2 separate regions of the Homo sapiens genome follow, and region 1 is linked to region 2. Evidence: read pairs that join two places in POLR2A ChIA-PET (ENCODE). Cell type or tissue: OCI-LY7. All regions are shown on one strand.

The links. ChIA-PET counts read pairs that join two places held together with the same protein. Peaks named below come from ENCODE experiments on the same cell type or tissue, not always from the same donor. Only the 100,000 strongest peaks of a DNase experiment are listed, where the experiment ranks them.
Region 1: POLR2A ChIA-PET joins it to region 2 with 5 read pairs; 3 of 35 experiments call an interaction of 5 or more read pairs at or near these places.

What each region holds. Positions count from the first base shown.
Region 1 is chr18:57,425,352-57,427,851 of GRCh38, reverse strand. No RefSeq gene overlaps it. Among named protein-coding and RNA genes, the nearest start is that of ONECUT2, 8.8 kb to the left of the region's middle. RefSeq lists a silencer at 1,398-1,447. In OCI-LY7, no CTCF peak of the experiment used is centred here; a DNase peak (open chromatin) is centred at 1,511; H3K27ac peaks cover 1,469 bases.
Region 2 is chr18:57,147,867-57,150,366 of GRCh38, reverse strand. It overlaps BOD1L2 (biorientation of chromosomes in cell division 1 like 2), which reads right to left. Exons shown (of 1, transcript NM_001257964.2): 1 at 1-2,500. Among named protein-coding and RNA genes, the nearest start is that of BOD1L2, 2.0 kb to the right of the region's middle. In OCI-LY7, no CTCF peak of the experiment used is centred here; no DNase peak of the experiment used is centred here.

The sequences.
Region 1 (2,500 bases), 280 kb before region 2:
CCGCGGCCTGGAGGCGGAAGGGCGGACGGCGGGCGCTTCCGGTCCTCGCTGAACCGGCGCCCGGCCTAGAGAGGCCTAGGGAGGCCGCGGCCGGGCTCCAGGCCGGACCGGGCGAAGGTCAGCGGATGGTGGGGCCGCGCCGGTCGGAGCTCTCCGCTGCGGCACGGACGACTCGGCCCGGGGCCCGGCTCCTAGCACACGCCGCCCTACTTGTAGGCAGGATGTGCCGAGCCGGTGGATCCGCGCGAGTTCCCGCCGGAGCAACAAGTCCTGGTGCTCGGAGAACCCAGAGGGCAGTAGGGGTCCAACGCCCCTCTCCCTGCCCTAGGACCCAGTCAGGAATGTCTGTTTTGAGAAGGAGGAGAATCTGGGTGTCCTCAGAACGATTTGGCACAGTTGTGCGGAGAATACCTGCTAGAGAAGCCACTATAGTTAGAGCTTCACAGCCGACACAGAAATGAGAAAGTATTTGATGTATTCAGACAGCCTGACAAAAGCCTTTTTAAATTATTATGATCTATATCAGAAAAACACTGGAAGCCGCATCATAGTCTTTTGGTATACGCATTTTATATCCTCTTCCTGGGTGGTTTTAAAGCCAAATGACTTTTCATTACAATTTGAAATTATTTTTAATACTATAGTTTAAAGAAATGATACATTATGCAGAAAACATATAGACTGTGTTGTCCAAAAACATTAAAGATTTAAGCGCTTCATCTTCAGTGTTTCATATTTTTCTCTCTCTGAAACGACTCAAGTATTTACTATCTTTTTTTATTGGTGAAATGTGTTCTTCAGACTTTATCCTGGAAAGAGTTGAGCACTGACTCCTTGGAGATCAGATATAGAGAGTAAAAAAGGAACCTCGCCACTACATCTCCTGCTACATAGTCCATGGGGCTGAGGATAGGTCACTGCACACAAAATGGCTGTTCCTCTCTCCCTTACTGAGATGGACTAATGGATTTTGTAACTGTTTTCCAACTATCAGACTGAGGAAACCTGGTTTGGGGGCTTCGTGTTGACAGAGACCAAATAGGATGCCCTGTGTCAAATTCTTTACCTTATCAACATAATTTGATAACAAGGTAGTGGAATTATTAAGGGAATTCTGAAACATCAAGTTTTGAAATACCATTTGTAATTATAAAATTTCCCATTTAATTCTTGGAGAACGGTGTGGGTTATGGTTGACTTCAATTTCTAGTAAAGTGAGATGGGGTGGGTGAAGATATTTTTAAGAATTCACAACCCTCCCCCCCTTGGTTAGAGCCATATGATTAAAGCAAATATTCTTTGTGTTTTGAAGGGACATAGTTTTTGCCTTTGTAGATGTTGCTCCTTCAGCGTCTGAACCACTTCTACCTCCACTGTACCTGGTGAATGCCAGCTCCTATCTGAAGTTTCAGTGCTCATTTCTAGACCTCTACACTGAACCGTTTCTACCCCACTGCACCTGGTAGAGTGGTGGGTGAACTTCCTATCTGAAGTTTCAGTGCTCTTTTCTAGAGCTCTTTGATGCTATTTCATCTGGCGAATGCCAGCTCATATTTGAAGTTTCAGTTATCACTTCTACATCTCTTCTGTGCAACTATTTGCATATCAAATTTCCTTAAAAAAGTTTTTTTTTTTTTTTTTTGAGACAGTGTCTCGCTCTGTTGCCCAGACTGGAGTGCAGTGGTACAATCTGGGCTCACTGCAACCTCCACCTCCCGTTCGTTAGCCTCCTGAGTAGCTGGGATTACAGGCACGTGCCACCATGCCTGGCTAATTTTTGTATTTTTAGTAGAGATGGGGTTTCACCATGTTGGCCAGACTGGTCTCCAACTCCTGACCTCAGGTGATCCACCCACCTCAGCCTCCCAAAGTGCTGGGATTACAGGCATGAGCCACCACACCCAGCCTCCTTCAAAAAGTTTTAAACTTTATTTCATGCCCTATACTTTCCAGCTTTTACTCCCCAGTTGGTATTCTAAATTTCATTTTTTAGGGCTTCCTTTTTACTTAAATGATACCATTCATAGTGGTACCTAATACCATGAGATTGCGTAGCATACTTTGGAAAAAATCACGTCTAAGCCTGGTTTAGATTTTTAAAATTTTCTTTAACTTGACTCTTGCATCAAGAAGGATTTGCCCTTGTTAAATATTATAACTTAACTGGAAGACAAATGAGACAGTGACCAGGTGCAGTAATTAGGATACGAGAGAGTGCTTGGAAATTGTGAAGTGTTCTACAAAAATTATGATAATAATTCATTAATTTTATTTTCATTTAAGACTTATTTGAGTGCCTACTATGTGCCTATTAGAATTTTTGGTTGCAAGCAACAGAAGCTGCCTTAGACAAAAAAGTAGGAAAGAACGTCTGAGGAAGAAACCAAATAATTCAGGAAGAATAAATGAGGAAGAAGTGATAGGAAGGCAGGAGAGTGAAGCAGGAACCAATTCCTAGTTCCAAGGGAGACTAGGAATAGGAACAAAGCCAAGATCATGC
Region 2 (2,500 bases):
AAGGGAATTATTTAGCAGGGACCAGTGGGCAGGCATGCACGCACGCACGTAATGAGCTCTCTCAAGTCACGGTAGTTTGATTTATTTACATATTCATTTTCAGAATACAGCAGTGTCCATCGCATAGGTTAGCATTTTCCATTTGCCAAACTCATGGTGGGAACGGGAAGCATTCAGGCTATGGTTGGCAGATTTGGCAAACTAAAGCATGGGGCCCCAGTAAATTTGAATTTCAAATAAACAACAAATAACTTTTTAATACAAGTATGTTTCAAATATTGCACGGTCCATGCCCTAGGAGAGTATCTGTTGTTTCTCTGAAATTCACATTTGCTGAGCAACCTGTATTTTATCTGGCAACCTGTCTCAGGACAATTCAAGTAGAAAAGGAGAATAGAGAACTGGTAAAGGAAAAAAAAAACTTTAAAAGTTGTATTACACTTTATTACGTTATTTTTAAAAAGAAGAAGGAGAACAAACCCCAAACCAAAAATCACTTCCGCAACACATTTCTTAAAAGCAGAAATTAGGTTCCTTTTATGTTAGTGCAAAGATAGGTGCCAAGCTGGGGTCTCAGATGGAGTGATTTTAAATCTCAGAAAGAGCTTAGCTGTTTTTGTAAAAAGGAAAGTTGGCAAGTGATTAGTGCCGATGTGGCCCAGCTGCTCTTTTGTACTTCGAAAGAAACAATTAAAATGGCTGGGACATTAAACTTTAAAGAGCTGGGTTGTTCATATTCAGAAGCTAATTTTAAAAAGAGCCTGGTACCTGGGAAAGGAAGGGACATTTTCAGAAAGGACATGGTCTTCTACCTTCTGGACTCTAAATTTTGAAGAATCATTTAAAATAGCTCATAGGTAAACATTACAGATAAAATACCTCCAGGGATAAGAAAGCTCTTTCTTGCTTAGACATGTAGACACTAGATGCAAAATTAATTTTTGTTCACTTTTTAGATGATAAATACTGCCATCTGAGAAATTAAATGTTGGAAAAGACAAATCCAGAACTGGTTTCTTTCTACAAATTGCTGAGCTCCTGTGATGTGCTAGGTCCTGGGGTTAAGGAAAAGAAATGAACAAAGCAAATCCCTGCCCTGGAGGAAGCTCACATTTAAGTGGGGATGACAGATCTGTAAGCAAAGACAGTTCACTGTGGTGAGGTGGTGTGGCTAAAAGCATGGTTAAAAGGGTTAAAAGTGAGGGCTCTGTGCTCAATACAGGCTCAGCCCCAGCCCCACCACTTAGGCAGTGTCTGAGCTTTGGTTTCTACATTTATAAATGGGAATAAAAATGGGAATAAAGATACGATTTCTTCAATTAGATCATGAGGACTTACTACGGTAAGCGAAGTTAAGCGTTTAGTACACTGCCAGCTGTAGAGCAATAGAGCAAGTGCTTCGTCAGACCTAGCTACTATAGTAAGTGTGGTCATCCCTTATGAGATCTATGGGAGCACAGAGGAAGGAGTCTGTCACTCCTGCTTAGACGATGTGTGGCTCCTCAGGAGCTGAGTCTTAAAGGAGGGTAGGAGTGGTTGAGGGCATTCCCTTCACAGTGAGCAGAGGGAACACAGGGTGTCCAGGATAGTCATGGGCATGGTTGTCATATGAGAAATGACAGTGTACGGGGCAGCAGAGGTGACCAGGGGCCCCATTATCACGGGCCTCATAAACCATGCCAGGTGTCTGACCTTCTAGAAATATCAGAAAACTGACGGAGCTTAAAGAGGAAAAGGATGTAAATCTGCATTTCTTTTTTGTTGTTGCAGTTGAAAGATAAGCCATTTATTGACCATCCACTTTTCAAATAAAACACAAATGTGAGCATAACATAAACACACCCAAGACTCACTAGCCCCTGCAAGACAGGAAGCATTCTTGGACAGAGAGTCTGCAAATGAGTTTCCTTATACCTAATGTCTGAACTTCTCACTCATTCTAGGGTTTCATGCTTTGTTATCTCTTACAAAGGAAAGGAAACTGGCTAGAAGATTCATGTACAAGAAGGTCACAACTTCAAAGCTATCTGACACTAATGTTGTGTACAATCTAGTTTGCAACTCTGAGAGACAATATCAAATAAGTACTGTCAAATATTCCTCCCAGTTAACCTTTACTGTCATTGTTCTTTGAAATTGTCTTTGGGATTGGTTATGTTCTCTCGCTGTAGCTTTCGTTTATCTCAGAGCACAAACCCTAAAATCCATGTGCAGTCTCCATGTTCAAGTATAGATGTCTGTTTCAGGACAATCCTGGGTCGCGGTAGTGTTTCCCTCTCTGTAGTGTGTGTTTGGTGTCATGCCCTTGGAAAGGCTGGCCAAATGGCAGCGCAATGCAGGAGGGTGCCACGGTCAACTTTCTCTCTGGCGAACTTGCTTCCCTTTCAATCTGGTCACTGCTCATGGTCGAGGTGGAAATCTTGAGCTCAGTGATGAACTTGGCTTATCTTCAATCTGAAACTGCACTCTTATGTAACCGAATCCATTTCTTCACCAAAAA